2 separate regions of the Homo sapiens genome follow, and region 2 is linked to region 1. A link is an interaction called in ENCODE POLR2A ChIA-PET data of the cell type or tissue named here. Cell type or tissue: PC-9. All regions are shown on one strand. Each heading gives the region's core, and the rest is flanking DNA. Links, peaks and the distances in the headings are about the cores only.

The links. Peaks named below come from ENCODE experiments on the same cell type or tissue, not always from the same donor. Only the 100,000 strongest peaks of a DNase experiment are listed, where the experiment ranks them.
Region 2: POLR2A ChIA-PET joins it to region 1 with 11 read pairs; 2 of 35 experiments call an interaction of 5 or more read pairs at or near these places.

The regions. Positions count from the first base shown.
Region 1 is chr21:29,254,053-29,262,811 of GRCh38, forward strand. The region is part of intron 1 of LINC00189 (long intergenic non-protein coding RNA 189); the gene reads left to right. Among named protein-coding and RNA genes, the nearest start is that of BACH1, 40 kb to the right of the region's middle. In PC-9, for the core only: no CTCF peak of the experiment used is centred there; DNase peaks (open chromatin) are centred at 4,789 and 5,159; H3K4me3 peaks cover 530 bases; H3K27ac peaks cover 2,863 bases.
Region 2 is chr21:29,123,596-29,132,354 of GRCh38, forward strand. It overlaps MAP3K7CL (MAP3K7 C-terminal like), which reads left to right and starts at 7,049. Exons shown (of 5, transcript NM_001286620.2): 1 at 7,049-7,328. It also overlaps the pseudogene RPL12P9. RefSeq lists a silencer at 1,787-1,836. In PC-9, for the core only: no CTCF peak of the experiment used is centred there; no DNase peak of the experiment used is centred there.

The DNA.
Region 1 (8,759 bases), core at 546-8,545:
CACTCCTGGTACCAACTTACTGTATTAGTCCATTTTCACACTGCTGATAAAGGCATACCTGAGACTAGGAAGAAAAAAAGGTTTAATTGGACTTACAGTTCCACATGGCTGGGGAAGCCTCAAAATCATGGTGGGAGGCAAAAGCCACTTCTTACCTGGTGGTGGCAAGAGAAAAATGAGGAAGATGCAAAAGTGGAGACTCCTGATAAAACCATCAGCTCTCATGAGACTTATTCACTACCACAAGAACAGTATGGGGGAACCACACCCATGATTCAAATTATGTCCCACCAGGTCCCTCCCACAACCTGTGAGAATTATGGGAGTACAATTCAAGATGAGATTTGGGTGGGGACACAGAGCCAAACCATATCACCAAGTAAGTGTCAGAACCAAGATACAAATCAGGTAGACTGGGCCTTGTTACAAACTAGACAATGGCCACTACCACAGTCAAAATATAGAACATTTCCTTCACACCAAAAACTGTCTTCCAGCATTTATGCATTCAGTTTCCTATCCTGCCTAGCTGCAGGCAATCACTGATGTTTGCTTATCTCTATAGATTAGTTTTCTTGGACTTTCCTGTAAATAGAATCACATTGTAAGTCTTCTTTTACATCTAACTTGTTTTGGTCAGTATAATGTTTTTCAGATTCACTCATGTTGTTGCATATATCATTAGTTTGTTCCTTTTCCTTGTTAAATAGTATGCCATTGTATGGATTTACCACAATTAGTTTATCTATTCACCTATAAATGGACACTTTGTTGGTTTTTCATTTTTAACTATTATAAATATAGCTGCTGTGAACATTTGTATACCCGTTTTGTGGACATGTTATTATTTCTTTTGGGTAAATAAGTAAGTGTATAACATGTCTTTGCTTACATCAATACTGGAATGTCTTGACTTCTAAATTCTCATAACCACTCTTCTATTAAATTTTGCTTGTAAAAATATATAAACTACTATTAAAATTTTTAAGTTAATTCTTTTCAGACTCTGTCATCTCAGTGTTGTCATCTATTGCTTGCATTTTTCATTCAGCTCACGGCTTTCCTGGTTTTTTGTGTGACTAGTACTTTTTGATTAAAACCTGGATACTCAGAACACTTTCATCAAAAAACAAAAATTTCACTGCTGCCTATTTATAGTCATTTCCCACTTCTGCACCTAGCCCCAGGCAACCACTGGTCTGCTTTCTGTTTCTATAACTTTGCCTGTTCTAGAGATTTCATATAAAATGAAATCATATAATATACAGTCATTTGTGACTGGGCGCAGTGGCTCACGTCTGTAATCCCAGCACTTTGGGAGGCTGAGGCGGGTGGATCACGAGGTCAGGAGTTCAGCCTGGCCAACATGGTGAAACCCCATCTCTACTAAAAATACAAAAATTAACTGTGCGTAGTGGCACACGTGTGTAATCTCAGCTATTCGGGAGGCTGAGGCAGGAGAATCGCTTGAACCTGGGAGGCAGAAGTTGCAGTGAGCCGAGATCATGCCACTGCACTCCAGCCTAGGCGACAGAGCAAGACTGTGTCTCAAAAACAACAACACAAAAAAAATATATAGTCATTTGTGTCTAGCTTCTTTTACTTAGCGTAATATTGAGGGTCAGCCATGATTTTTCATGAATTAGTAGTCCATCCTTTTTATTGCTGAGTAGTATTCCATTGTATGAATGTACCAAATTGTTTACTTATTTACCATTTGGAGGAGATTTAGGTTGTTTCCAATTTCGGACTATTCTGAGTAATTCTGCTATGAACATTCATATTCATTTCTCTTGAGTAAATACTTAGAGTGAAATTGTTGGTCCTACTGTAAGTATATGTTTAACTTTTTAAAAAACTGCAAAATTGTTTTCCAAAGTGACTGAACCATTTTACATTCTGACTGGCAAGTGTGAATTTCCATTTTCCTTACATTCTCCAGAGGTCGTTTAAGCTAAGTGTGCTGTATCCAATGAGCAATGATTCCTCCTCCTTCTCCTCTCCCCAACTCTTGTCCTCAACCTACTGTTTGCATATACTGCATGGCATGTAGTTAAAATTGCCTACTTTATCCTGCACTGGGGCTTGGTGTTTAGGGGGAGTTCACATTCACTTGCCTACGGGTTGTAGATTTTCCCACACACTTGGCTGAAATTGGTTTGGCCTATTAGCTCTTTGATTCAGTGTTTTTTTCAGGTTCCTCCTTTTTTTGTACTACACCGTTTTCTGCTACCACAATACTTCAAAATCTGACTATGTCATCTGTAATGTTTACTTTTCTGAAGGAAAGGTTCGCCACTCACTTCCTAGATAATATGCAATGATAAAAACTTGGCACAATTTATGACACTGGAACTGGCTACCGTTTTCTACTATGTGTCAATTCCTCTAACTCCAAGAACTGTTGTCCTCCTTTAAATGTATATCTTATGCTGTCCTAAGTTGGCTATGATGTTTGTAATCTGCTAGTACTTGAAGTAGCCATTGGGGCTTATGTAAGAAAGTGGCCTACTACTCACCTGTGGCAGATGGAAAAGAGGGGTACTGCTGCCAAAAAGCCCATCTGCTCCCATTGTCTGTGGACTATTTTCAAAGCAAGAGCTCATATGATTCACAGTCATCATCGCTCTAGGAAAATAAAAAGTTCAGCACATTGGAGCTACCAGCTGTAGGGGAGGGCATCCAATCACTTAGCTTCCCTATCCATTCTAGTGACAAAGGACGCTTTGAAATTATATTTAACAAGATATATTATTTCAGGAAGTAACTATTGCTCTCTAAGCAGCATTTGCCTTAGCAGCCTTGAGCCATATGCTAACATATGAGTGTTGCATAAGTTCATTTTGTGATCTTCGGTGAGTTAGATACTTTCCTAAATCTCCTTGTTAAAAATCTGTGAAATGGGGCTAATTATGCTAACACATCATGGCATGTTTGTAGGATTAGGTACTGACAAGATTTGTAAAGAGATTAGCCAATAAAAATCCTTACCATATATATATGCCTTCTATTTAGAAAAGATACCAAGTTCAAAATATTTTTACTTATTACATGTACAAAAGAAATTAGAATCTTAAGCAAAGAGGCAAGGATGTGACCAACAGGTCACTTTTGAATGATAAAATTTTTGGTTTTGGCTTTCACATAAGTGCACAGACTCTGGCTTCTTCTTGCATATGGTAAATTGTTGTAAATGGTTTATTGAGAATTCTCAACATGATATGGCATAAACAGAAAACTTCTGTTTCAATGACTTCTTTCTCCCCAACTGCACTATAATTACCATCTCCTTTCTTGCTGGGTATATTCACTCTTACCAACATCTTGGTCAGATTTTCTAACTTTTCGCTCTAGGTATTAGCTTGGACCTACTTAGGTACTTGCAAATTATCTGAGACTCTTTTACCATTGATAGGTAGTTTAGGTTTTCTCTCCTTGAGTCTGGGTGAATTTGGGGCTGCTTTAATCATCAGAGAACCACAGAAGTGATACTGTGTGACTTCTAAGGTTAGATCACAATATACTTGGTGACATTTGTTATATATTATATAATATATATATAAACTTCCATATATATATATACATATATATATATATCTCCTATTAGTTCTGTCCCTCTAGAGAACCCTGACTAATACAGCTACCACGAAAATCATCTGTGGTTTTTAAAAACCCAGTGATTTAACTTATGTGCATAATTAATGAATACCTATAATGTCCTGGGTGCTATGGTAGGCCTTTTACCTTTATTATTTAATCTTCATAACATTTATATAAAGCAACTTCTATTACCTGTCTCTTTCAGAGCAGGACACTGATAGTCTGGGAGGTTGCGTAACTTGCCTGAGTGGTGAAGTCAGGACTGCAGGATTTCTGTCTGACCTCGGAACCCATTGTCATTTCTCTATACCACCTGCCTCTTTGTTCAAGAATGTTAACATGTAATTCTCAAATCAAGTTTTTAAAAATACCTTGTTACTTAAATTGTAAAGTGGACAAAAGTCAGAGTTGCTGGAATTTTCCAAGGAAGTGACCTTCATGTTTCCTATTTTGCCACTTTTCTTGGGGTAAATTTATTTTAAACTCCTCTTTAATCCTCACAACGTCCTTATGAAGTATGAAGGAGGAAAATATCATTCTTTTTTCCAAGGACATTAGACTAAAGAACTTTAGAATGTGGCATAGTAGAAAAAGTATAGACTTTGGAGTCAGACAGAAGCTCTAATCCTGACAGATGCTAAAAATCTAAGTACTTTCAGGAAACTTTCTAAATAGTGCTCTTTGGCCAGGTGCGGTGTCTTACGCCTGTAATCCCAACACTTTGGGAGGCCAAGGCAGGCAGATCACTTGAGGTCAGGAGTTCAAGATCAGCCTGGCCAACATGGTGAAACCCCTTCTCTACTAAAAATACAAAAATTGGCCGGGCATGGTGGCATGCGCCTGTAGTCCCAGTTACCTGGGAGGCTGAGGCAGGAGATTCTCTTGAACTCGGGGGCGAAGGTTGCAGTGAGCTGAGAGTGTGCCATTGCACTCCAGCCTGGGCAACAGAGTGAGACTCCACCTCCCCCCGCCAACAAAATAGTGCCTTTACCTGTAAAATGAAAATAATACCACCTCCTTTATAGGATATGAGACTTAATACAATATGATCAAACATGATAAGCGTCTGTCTTGGAGCCTAGTTCACAAGAGAAATCCATTAAATGTTAGTCCTTCTTTGCCTATTGCAGCCACAATTATTTTACTAACCCTGAGACATTCAAGTGAGGCTGAGTATGAATCACACAGGAAAAATGCTAAGAGCTAGTCCTGTTTTGAGGTAATTTGATCAGTTATACATAAAGTGATGCTGTGCAATGGTACTCACAAACATGGGACACCCCAAATCAATATGTTTAGTGAATATTTAAAATACAATTCCAAAAGTTTAGGAGAGAAGGGGCAAGAAGATACATAGATGATAGAGAATGGGAGAAACCTAGGACTTGTTATCGATTGCAGGAATTGTGATTTCTTTCTGTTGGAATGAGCCAAGGGAAGGGGAAGAAAATTCATGGAACAGGAGATTGGAATTTGGGTGCAGCCTCCTGGCACGTGCTCATCCTGTTCTTCCAATTTCTGGAGGCTGTGCCTACGTGCCTTTTGCCTGTTGCATACCTCGCATCAGTCAGCTCTCTTTGTTTTATTATAGAAAATTGTGCAATCCTTTCTGGTTTGTTTTTGTTAGGATTTCCTTCCCTTTATCTCTAGCAGGAAAATATTATCCCTTGAAATTTCCTCTGGGACATGATTATTTACAGTAAACTACAATTTAGTGAATTCTTGAGGATTTCTTCTTGATGTATCCTCTTTTTTATTTTTCATTCTTAAATGCCTTTTGTTTTTGGCTGCTTCTCTCTTGAGTGTTTTGTATATATTTTGAAAAATACCTACCGGCAGCTTGTATATCTTTTTTCCAAAACCTCTCCAAAGTATTTAAGAAGATATCTTCCATATATATCTTTTGTATATACAAATATATATATTATTTACATATAATATATATTTCATCAGACATATAGTATTTGTGCATCATTATTTTTGTGCATCACAGCTTTATATCTTATATATTTAAGATAATAATCTGCATCATCTGGCTAGCTTCACTGCTCAGGGGATGGTCAGCTCAGTCCAGATCAGTGTAATCTCTTGCTCCAGTTACCAGATCAGCCTCCTGTCTAGTCTTCCTGGTCCTGGATTTGCTCACCTTCCCATCTTCCACACACTGAAGGCAGACAAGTCGTCTTCTGAAGAGAAAACCTGATCATATCTGCTTAGTATCTTTCAATAGGGTCATCAGACTCAGGGAAGCATGATCTGGCCCCTACCTGTCTCTCCAGCCCATCTCATGAGCTCCCACCCCATTCTATGCCTGGCCATAATGCTGACTTAAGAGTTACCTGAAGAATGTTTTCCTCTTTCTCCCCTCCTACCCTCTGCACTTGTTACTCTCTCTGCCTTGGGAAGCTCATCTTCACCCTGTAGCTACTTTTGGCCTGTTTAATTCCCACTCATTGTTTAGGACCTTTGTTTTGTGCTGCTCTAACAGAATACCATAGATGGGATAATGTTTAAATGAACAGAAATTTATTTCTTACATATCTGGAGGCTGGGAAGTCCAAGATCAAGTGCTTGCATCTGATTGAAGGTCTTCTTGCTGTGTCTTCACAATAGTGAGGCCCAGGGAGAGAGAGAGAGAGAGAGAGAGACCTGAACTCACCATTCTATAATGATCACACTCCAGCAATATGACACTCATTAATCCATTCATTAGGGTAGAGCTCTCATGCCTAATCACCTTTTAATGGTCCCCCTCTTAATACTGCTAAAATGGCAATTACATTTCAACATGAGTTTTGGAGGGGGTAAATATTCCAACCATAGCAAGACCCAACTTAAGCATGACTTCTTTCTGGAAGCCTTCTCTAATGTCCCTAGACTGATTTTGTGCTGTTTTATTACTCCTATTTTCTATGCCTATCATGATACCATACTCTTTTCAAATTATTTGACTGCCACATTAGGGCAGGGCCCTGGCCTGATGAGGTACGTACTCAATAAATATTTGTTAACTGAGTGAGTGAATGAATGAAGACAATGCCTTGAGGCAGTGTTGCTCAAAGGTTAAGGAAGCTGGAGTGAGGTGGTCTTGGTTTGGATCCTGGTTCTACGCCTAACTAACTGTGAGACTTCTGGCAAGTTATTGCATCTCAGTTTCTTAACCAGTAACATGGGGATTATAACAGGAAACATCTCATTGAATTATTTTGATTAAATGTTAATAGATATAAACAGAATGGTACTTACACAGAATACAGTTTCAGGTGTTAGCTATTATTATTATTATTATTGCCTAAATATTAATCTGGCAACTTAATAGCCAAAGTGGAGGCGTAGCACCTGACACAGTTTATGAGGAATCGTCCACTCTTAGCTCCATGAGGGATTCACAAGAATTGATTTTTTTAAACTGCTGGATTTCTACAACAATGTTGTAAATGATTTTAAAAGGTATCCTATATTATAATTTAATATTACAGTTATGGAGAAGACAACTCATATCATTGCTTGAAGGTTTTTAATATGTGCTGGATAAGTATGTTTTAAGGAATTAGCATCTATTATAGGCTGAATTTTCAGTTAACACAGTCTTGACGACAGACAGAAATCCATGTTAAATAACGTTCTCTAAAAACTATATTTAAGATACCAGAAATTAGGTAGAGGAAACTGTAGAATTTTTCAAATAGAAAATACTGATTAAGACTTAGATGAAAACTGTTAGAAAGGTCATAAATTAGAGAAAAATCATGTTTCACTTGAGTCAACAACAATGGTGTGATTAACACTTTTTTTTACTGGGTCCAGAAATGAAGGAGGAGGGAAGGAGAGAGAGAGGGAGGGAGGGAAGGAGGTAGAGAAGGAGGGAGAGAGAGAGAGAAAAAAAAAACTTGGAAGGAGTATTTTCCATCACAAATTATAGGGAGTAGCTATCAATCACACTTTTTAAGGAAATCAAAGGTGGGATAAAAGTGCTTGCAGGGTCTTTGGATACAAAGATGGTGAGAAGCCAGATAAGCTTTGAGAAGCTCAATCTTCAAATTACGAGATTCAGCATGAATTAGATTGACTTGAACCAGGGGAAAAACCAGGATTAGGTTAAGCAGTGATTCAGAAATGTTCAGTTAGTAACTGAGACAACTCTATGTAGGTACTAACATAAATGATATTGAATGTTTGAGTGTCATCTTCTTTAGGATTTATGTTTTTGTTATTTTGGCAAAATAGCATTAACTAAATGGAAACCATACTGTATTTTATTTTCTTCATTTTAGTTACTTCTGCCCATAGCAAACAGCTTTTTGGATTGAGAGGCAGTGTTAAATGTAACATCGGCTACAGGAATAAACAAGAGTTCCTGCCCTTGCCTTGAGGCAGTGTAGCTTGAGTCAGACAGCCTGCGTCTGGGTTCTACTGCAAGTCAGTACAGGCATACCTCGAAGATATTGTGGGTTTGGTTCCAGACCACCATAATAAAGCAAATATCACAATCAAGCAAGTCATATAAATTTTTCCATTTTCCAGAGCATATAAAAGTATGTTTACGATATATTATAGTCTATTAGGTGTGCAGTAGCATTGTCTAAAAATGTACATACCTTATTTAAAAAATATTTTATTGCCTAACAAGGCTATCACCTGAGCTTTCAGTGAGTTGTAATCTTTTTGCTGGTGGAATGTTGATCAGGGTGGTGGTTGCTGACTCTTAAAATAAGACATTTGAAGTTGGCCTCATCAGTTGACTCTTCCTTTCACGAAAGATTTCTCTGTAGAAAATGTTGTTTGATAGCATTTTACGCACAGTAGAACTTATTTCAAAATTAGAGTCAATCCTCTCAAACTTTGTCACTGCTTTATCAGCTACATTTATGTAATATTCTAAGTCATTTGTTGCCATTTCAATAATGTTCACAGCATCCTCACCAGGATTAGATTTCACTGGAAACCACTTTGCTCACCCATAAGAAGTAACTCCTTATCCATTCAGGTTTTATCACGAGATTGCAGCAATTCCGTCACATCTTTAGCTTCGACCTCTAATTCTAGTTCTCTTATTTCCACCACATTTGCAGTGACTTCTTCCTCTGAAGTCTTGAACCCCTCAAAGTCATGCATGAGGGTTAGAATCAACTTCCAAACTCCTGTTAATGTTGATATTT
Region 2 (8,759 bases), core at 289-8,288, 130 kb before region 1:
ATAAAAACTTAGCAGTCCATCATGTGTCCGGACTTTGGATCTTGATTAAAAATTTAAAAATTAATGGAGAAAACAATTGAAAATGTTTGTGATAAAATTGGAGGTTTGAATGCTGTCTGATGATGGGTAATGTTGGGGAATTACTGTGGTGGTGGTTGTTGGTGTGATGGTGCTATTTGGTTCTGTTAATGAAGAGAGTGCTCTTCCTTTTTGGGGTACACACTGGGATATTAACAGATGATGAGAAATTTATGTTTTCCTTAGGATAACATTAAGAAGGTAAAGTAAATCTATCTATACTATAATAACAAGCTTTAAAATTTGGTGCTGTTAGTCCTTCTAGGTTATATTCTTGGGAAAGATATAAATACTAAAATATAAGATAAACATTATTTTCTCATACAGTCAAAAATATTAAAGGAAATTTATTCTTTCTCCAAGAGTCTGCTGTCTAGGTGTTTATAGAAAAGGAACACAGGCCAAGGGTGGTGGCTCATGCCTGTAATCCCAGCACTTTGGGAGGCTGAGGCTGGTGGATCATGAGGTCAGGAGTTCAAGACCAGCCTGGCGAAGGTGGTGAAACCCCATCTCTACTAAAAAATACAAAAATTAGCTGGGCGTGGTGGCAGGCACCTGTAATCCCAGCTACTCAGGAGGCTGAGGCAGGAGAATCGTTTGAACCTGGGAGGCGGAGGTTGAGGTGAGCCGATATCGCGCCACTGTGCTCTAGCCCGGGCAACAGAGTGAGACTCCGTCTCAAAAAAAAAAAAAAAAAAAAAAAAGAACACATGTGTCACATTTAATTAACTTTAAATGGTAAACTCAAATTGTATAAAACCATTTAAGTTTTCATAAATAAAATATTTAGATAAAAGATTAATCCATTTAGATAAATAGATAGCTAAATCAAGTTAAAAAGGCAAAACAGTGGCTACACACACATCACGTTATTCCCATCTGGGGAAACCCTGAGTTAGTCCATGCTTGCTTGTTGGCTATACAAATCAAGGGTCCAAAAACTCTGAGGATCAGGTAAAGTCTGTCCCACAGCCTGTTTTGGTATGACCCAGGAGCTAAGAATGGTTTTAATATTTTAAAATATTTGACAAATATCAAAAGGAGAATAATCTTTGGTGACATTTGGAAATTATATGAAATTCTAATATCAGTGTCTGTACTTTTACTGGAATACAGCTATACACATTTACTTACTGTTTTTGTAAATAAAGTTTTACTGGAGTCATCCATCCATTTGCATATTGTCTATGACTACTTTCAACTTAGAACAGCAGAGATGAGTAATTGTAACAGAAAGTGTATGGCCTGAAAAACCTAAAATATTTATCTCCTGGCCCTCTACAAAAAAAGTTTGTCAACCTAGATGAAAAAACTGAGTCCTGGAGGTATGAAGTCTCTGGTCTAAACTTCCACAGCTTTTGAATGCAGCATCACAATGCAAACCCAGGTCTTCTGAATCTAGGTACCCTTTGGATGTGGTTTTTTCCTATGTTTTTGCCCCCTTGAAAAAATGATTTCTATTTACATAGTGCCTGTTTTATTTCTGGCATTGTTGCACGTACTTGTATTGCTCTTTTAATTGTCATAACAACCTGTAGGACAGGTACTATGATTATCCCCCATTTTATACTTGGGGAATTTGTGGCATATAATTTATTAAGTAATTTAACCAAAGTCCTACATGAGTAAGAGACAGAGCTGGGTTGGAGACCCAGGTGGCCTGACTTAAATGTTGCACATTGCTCTGTCTCCTTCATTAAGGGAACCACAAAGCTAGTGAAAGAGAAACCATTGAGTGGTTCAGTGGTTCTAACCCCTGTCATTCCTCTCTTGAGCTTTGGGGGCACGAATGATATAGGGTTGATCATTCTGCTATCTTAAGCCTGAAGTGAACTTTGATTAGGAAAAGTGGCTCCCAGTTACCCTTAAAATCAAAGGCTGTGACAGTATGTGATCAGAAATCCTTACTCTAGAAACATACAATTTTTCTTTGTCAATTAAAATAAAAAGAAGTTCCTGGGGGAGGTGGTGTCTTGTTTTTGTCGTTGAGCCTTGATCCTTGCTTTGTGGTTTTTCATTGCATTGCCCTACGAGAAGGTTTGAGAAGGAGTAACAACATTACTGCAAGTTAGCACTGCAAGAAGGCTTCCTGGGAAACCTGGGAAACCTTACCTGACATTTCACTGGGGTCAGGAGCGGAGGAAGAGGCTCCTCCAAAGAGCAATGGCACAAGACCAGCTCACAGTATGGAACAGGTCCCGTGGCACTTTCTTACCATGGCCTGCACATGCAGTCTCATGAACCAATTGGAAGAGGTGTTTATTCACTGGTGTTTTCTTCAAACAGATGTATCAGTGCTTCATAGAAAAGCAGGGTTAATACATAACTTTGGGACTTTTGCTTTACTAACTGAGAAATCTGACAAAATTTTTTTATGGGGATGGAGTTGGGAAGAATGAATTGAAGAAAGTGGCAGCAAAAGAAGAGTTACTTCTCCCAGAGGACTCTGCATGTGCCATACGGCACTGTGGGGGGAGCTGTGCCTTGGCTGTCCACTGGATGTTCAGTCAGGATAAGGCCGTCCACTGGATGTTCGATCTGGAGAGGCTGGCAAATTATAGTCTGCAGGCCAAATCCAGGCTGCTCTCTCTTTGTAAATAAAGTGTTTTTGGAACACAGCCATGTGCATTTGTTTCCTGTTTTTGTCAATAAAGTCAGAGCCCATCCATTCCTATACATGTTGTCTATGGCTGCCTTTATGCTACAGAGGCAGAGATGAGTAGTTGTGACAGAGATCCTTAAGAGCTCATAAGTGTAAAATATTTCTTTCTTTCTGTTTTTTTGTTTGTTTGTTTGTTTTTTGAGATGAAGTTTTGCTCTTGTTGCCCAGGCTGGAGTACAATGGTGTGGTCTTGGCTCACTGCAACCTTCACCTCCCGAGTTCAAGTGATTCTCCTGCCTCAGCCTCCTGAGTAGCTGGGATTACAGGCACTCGCCACCACGCCTGGCTAATTTTTGTATTTTTAGTAGAGACGGGGTCTTACCATGTTGGCCAGGCTGGTCTCAAATTCCTGACCTTAGGTGATCCGCCTGCCTCGGCCTCCCAAAATGCTGGAATTACAGATGTGAGCCACCGTGCCTGGCTCACAAGTGTAAAATATTTCTAATATGGCCCTTTAGAGAAAAATTGTGCTGACCTCTGGATATAATGGAAGAGTGATTATTTTGCCGTCATGGAATATTTCTTTGTTGGAGACTACCGGCCGTATATGTCACATAGCAATACAGAGCTGACTTTAAAATGTTGGGGAAAATGTCTTCTCAACTATTCTCTAAATGCTATGAATAGCCATTAAAATTTCTTTTTTAAAATTTCCAGAATGAGGGTCTACCCAGACTACTGAGTCACTATGGCAAAGCCTGGGAATGGGTATTTTTTAAAGGCACCTAGTAATCAGGTACTTTTGAGAAACACTAGCCTGGAACATACCAAGCTACATACGTATTGAGTTGTACTGAGAAATTGATATTGCATAATTGTGACAATAGTCTATGGTAGGAGTGTATTATTGATCATAATTCAGAAGCAAGTCTAGAGCTCAGTATGTGAAAAGCTCCTTGAATATTATTGAAAATAACTTTCCAAATAACTGTAAAAACACATTTGTTGCTGAAAATAATAAAATAAAAATTATACATTATTGCCACCATCAAGAAACATACTGTTAATCTGTTTATATATTGATGCAGAAACACATCCTTTCTGGATTGAATTTATATAATTCTATTAAATTCTTAAAATACCATGTAGTTATTTTGGGTTTCAGTTATGGGAAGGGATTTCACTTGGATTTCAGATTTGTTACTCTCTTGAAAGTGTTTGGATAAAGAGCCAAGAAATACATCATTGCTCATATGGGAACAGAAAAGCTGGTAAATGTTAATTGTGACTGAAAACCTTGAATTTATGTTATCAGATTCAGAAAGAGAACATTTAGACAATTTAGATGTATTTTTTTTTGTTCCTTTCTCATTGTTGTCAAATTATCTTTTAATGAAATCTTTTTCTTTGTAGCCCTTTACCAACTGGGCATCTACCACACCTCTCTTGATGTCATTTTTGATGTCATGAGGACGTAGCTGTCAGTGTTGCAGCTCACACAGTGGGCAATCCCCAGGCTCACTTTAATGATTCCAGAGAGTTCTGTGGATAAAGATCTATGCTGTGTTGGTGAGGAGCTGTTGACAGTATCATAGAAGGCAATATTTCCGTTGTGTTTAATATGTAACTGTCTCTTTCTATCTCTGTATGGTTCTTTGAGAGCCTGATGGTCAGTGCAGAAAAGGAAGGTGCTACTTCATCCTAGGTCTGTCCATTCTGAACTGTCAGTTTCACTAGAATTCAGCCACTTCCAGTCACTGACTGCCTTGGCAATGTCAGTGTCACCACCAGCTTTTCTGAAGGCAGACCCAGGGGGCCAATTTGAGAGACAGCACAGATGTGGTATCTGCTTTCCCATTGGCACACATAAGATGCAAAACTTTGATTTTCTTGGGGTGGAACTTGGGTGTCATGATAAAGATGGCTAGTGTCAGATGAACCTGGATACTGGACCACTGAAGAAAGTGATACTTTTGTCTCCTCCAAACAAAAGCTGAGAGTCAGACTTATTCTAAAAAATTTCAATTAAATTTTTTTTTTTTTTTGAGATGGAGTCTCACTCTGTCGCCCAGGCTGGAGTGCAGTGGCACGATTTAGGCTCACTGCAAGCTCCGCCTCCTGGGTTCACACCATTCTCCTGCCTCAGCCTCCCGAGTAGCTGGGGCTACAGGCGCCCACCACCACGCCCGGCTAATTTTTTGTATTTTTAGTACAGACGGGGTTTCACCATGTTAGCCAGGATGGTCTCGATCTCCTGACCTCATGATCTGCCTGCCTCAGCCTCCCAAATTGCTGGGATTACAGGCGTGAGCCACCGCGCCCGGCCAATTAAATCTTTGATACGGAGTGCATCCTGGTGTAGTGGAAGTAGCTTGAACTAATAATTAGAAAACCTGGATCCTATCTGGGTTCTTAATTCTATTATGGTCATTCATCCTCAAGCCTGTTATTTGAATTGTCTGCGTCTCAATTTGCTCATCTGTCAAATCGGGATGGCAATACTGACAAAGACTATTGTATAGGATCTTCTGGAAGATTAAAATGAGGTCGTGAATAAGAAATTCACTTCGATAAATTATAATGCATTAGTAAGTTTTATTATAACCATAAAATAATATTAAAACAGTAATATTAATTCCTGAAAAGAATAAGCTTATATGTGAATGTTTTAATTGTCTGAGTCTGTACAGCTTTATTGTTGTATATATCATAACAAATTAGCCTTCCATTCATTAGATTAAGAAAGCCTGCTGAGTCCTTTTACTTGTATATTTAATACCTTTTGAACAGTTGTCAATTTACAGAAAAAAACGGAGTAAAATGTATGGAATTCCCATATATTTCCTCATCCCTCTAACCCCTAATTAACATCTTTGCTTCAATTAATGAACCAATATTGATACATTATTATTCATTATTAGTCCATAGTTTACATTAGGGTTCACTCTGTGTTGTACATTCTATGGGTTTGGACAATTGTGTAATGATGTGTATCTACCATTACAGTCTCATATAGAATAGTTTCACTGCCCTAAAAATCCCTCATGCACCACCTATTCATCCTTCCTTTTTCTCTTCCTGAATCCCTGGCAACCACTGATCTTTTTACAGTATCCACAGTTTTACCTTTTCTAGAATGTCATGTTGTTGGAATTATACAGCATGTAGCCTTTCAAGATTTAGCTTCTTTCATTTAGTAATATGCACTTAAGATACTTCCATATCTTTTTGTGGCTTGATAGTTTTTCTTTTTATCCCTGAATGATATTCCATTGTCAGGATATACCAGGATTTATTTACCTATTGAAGAACTTGGTTGCTTCCAAATTTTGGCAATTATGCATAAACCTGCTATAAACATCTGTATGCAGGCTTTTGGGGAAATAACAAGAAGTGTGATTTCTGGGTCATGTGGTAAAAGTATGTTTGCTTTTGTAAGAAACTGCCCAACTGTTTACTAAAGTGGGATATACTATTATGTTTTCATTCCCACCAGCACGGAATGAAAGTTCCTGTTGCTCCACAGCCTCACCAACATTTGATGTTGTCAGTATTTTGAATTTGGGTTATTCCAATAGGTGTATAGTGGTATTTCATTGTTGTCTTAGTTTGCAATTCCCTAATGACATATGATGTTGATCATCTTTTCATATGCTTACTTGCCATCTGTATATTTTCTGTAGTGAGATATCTTTCAGATCTTTTGCCTATTTTTTGATTGGGTTGTTTGTTTTTCTGTTGTTGAATTTTAAGAGTTCATTGTATATTTTGGATGCCAGTCCATCATCTGATATGTATTTTGCATATTTTCTTTCAGTCTGTGGCTTGTGTTTGCCTTCTCCTAATATTTATTTTGCTTATTTAACCTCAAAAATCACAATCCAATTATTTTTTAAGTACCAATGACATCCAGGTTTACAGTTTTTAAAAAGGTTGACAAATCCTAATGCTGTATTCTTATTTACCATTGACTCCTTTTGTGGTTGGTTGCATTTGAAGAATGAATCGAGTCATCAAGCCCAACATGGGCTCAACCTCAAACCTCACATTCTTAACCAGGATCCTCGCTGCTATCATCTGAGAGTCAGCCTGTGGCCTGTCCAAGTTGGCTGGGTCTGGCTGAGCTGATTGGAGCGGCCGACATTTTTGCTGACTGGAGTCATGCTATCTTTGCCAGTTTGCTGGAATAGACACAGACACCGATTGGGTCACGCTGAAGACATTCCTGTCTTGTGAAGCAAGTCTGTTTGTATTTTAAGTTTGCCAGGACTAATGAATTAAAACATTTGGACTCCCCACAACTTGCTGTTTATCAATGCCTCTGACAGGAGGAGGGTTTTCTTTTGCTCTTGCTTTTTCTAGAAAGATGACAACATCCTGGCTGTTAGAGAGGCAAGGAAAGGAGAGAGGGGTTGTGAAGGGAAGCGGAAGGGAAGGGAAGGGAGGTCCCGTGGGACGCTGGGGTCTGGGGCAGAGCAGGTAGCAGCGTGCTGCCCTGACAGCTGTCTCCGCTCCTCAGATTGTCAGTGGCTGCTATGCAGCAGGTGCAGCCTGGTCTCTCACTGAGTCTCTACTCCACAAAGGCAACGACTGGCCAAGGCAGTGGCTGGCTCTGGGTTACACAAGTGCAGACACTCAACTAAGTGAGGTAAGCCAACAGGTGTGAAAACTGAACTAAATGCTCAGATCAGCAGCAACTTAACCAAAGCTCTGTTACAGCCTGTAGCCAAGAGAAGGAACCTGTGGTTCGTTTCCCCAGACGGTGTGATGAAAAGGCAAGTTGGTGTAGGGGCATTTGTGGTCAACATGGTGTGGAACTCAAAGTCCACTCAGTCTTGCCACCATCCTTTCATAGGCAGACAGATGTTCTCCATTGAGCGGAGGGGAGGGACTCTAATTAGCTGTGTTTATTAATTCCATTTCCTGTAGCTGGAAACCATACCAGAGGACTATTTACAAAATCCTTGAGGCAAATTTCTACCTCTTGTACTTGATTTCTTGGTGCGGGAAAGTGTTGGGGGATTTAGCCAAAAGAGGAGTGCAACTTTCCATCCTTAGATGTTATGCTAAAGTGATTCGGTGATTGTACAATGCATAACAGTAAAACTTTTCTTTTTAGCTAAAATGTTAAGGGAATTTTAATGGTTTCTTCTGTTGAATTTGAGACAATCCATGCCATTCCCTAGGTGGCTAACAAAATGCTTGATTCTGAGCAGGTAAGACTGGACAGAAGGGTGGCAGAGTTAAGATAAAACAAATCCTGAATCAAATAACAGATATTTTATATTACTCTTTTTTAAAATTAAATGTTTCATGTCACTATTTCTTTCTAACTTAGAATTACATGATATGGACAGTGGAGAGCTTTTTGGTGCATTGCTACTTGTAGTGCTAAATAAATGGGCCAAATTATGATTCTAACTGGATAATAAACAGTTGCTGGTTTTTCTCCAAAGCTATACTAGGGTTTTAATATAAGCCTGATCTTTTTTCATATGCTGGGTAAGATGATTCCATATGTATGTATGTCTAAATATACATGTATATATATATGCATTGGCTTTGGCTCTATAAATACTTTTAAAAACAAAATTCAGTGTTCTGGACACTATTTTTAGATAGATAGAGGAAAGTTATGGGAAAAAGTCAGAAACCGTGCTGTGAGAAAATGTCCTGCTAAAGCATTTCCCAGAATCTCTTTAAGGATGGCTAAAGAGATTATTTATACTTTGCCATTTTTAGAGCTATTTCCCTTAAAATATCATTCAGGTTTTTTGGTTTACTGTCTACATGAGAAGGAAAGTAGAGGGTTTAGGGGAGGTGGGACTAAAAATAGAAAAGTTAAATATATGTTTTTAAATAAGAAAGATATCATGTATTTATAACTATCTTTTCCTAGTCCCCTATAGACATCAAATTATCAAATATCTTGGTTAAAATATATTTGGGCTAAGTTCTCTGATTATAACCAGAAATATTCATGTGTTTTTGCCCATTCCATTTTATCTGCAGGATGTTTTTTTTCCATTCATTCTACCTTAATTAATTAAATGATGATTTGATAGCTGGAGTAGAATAT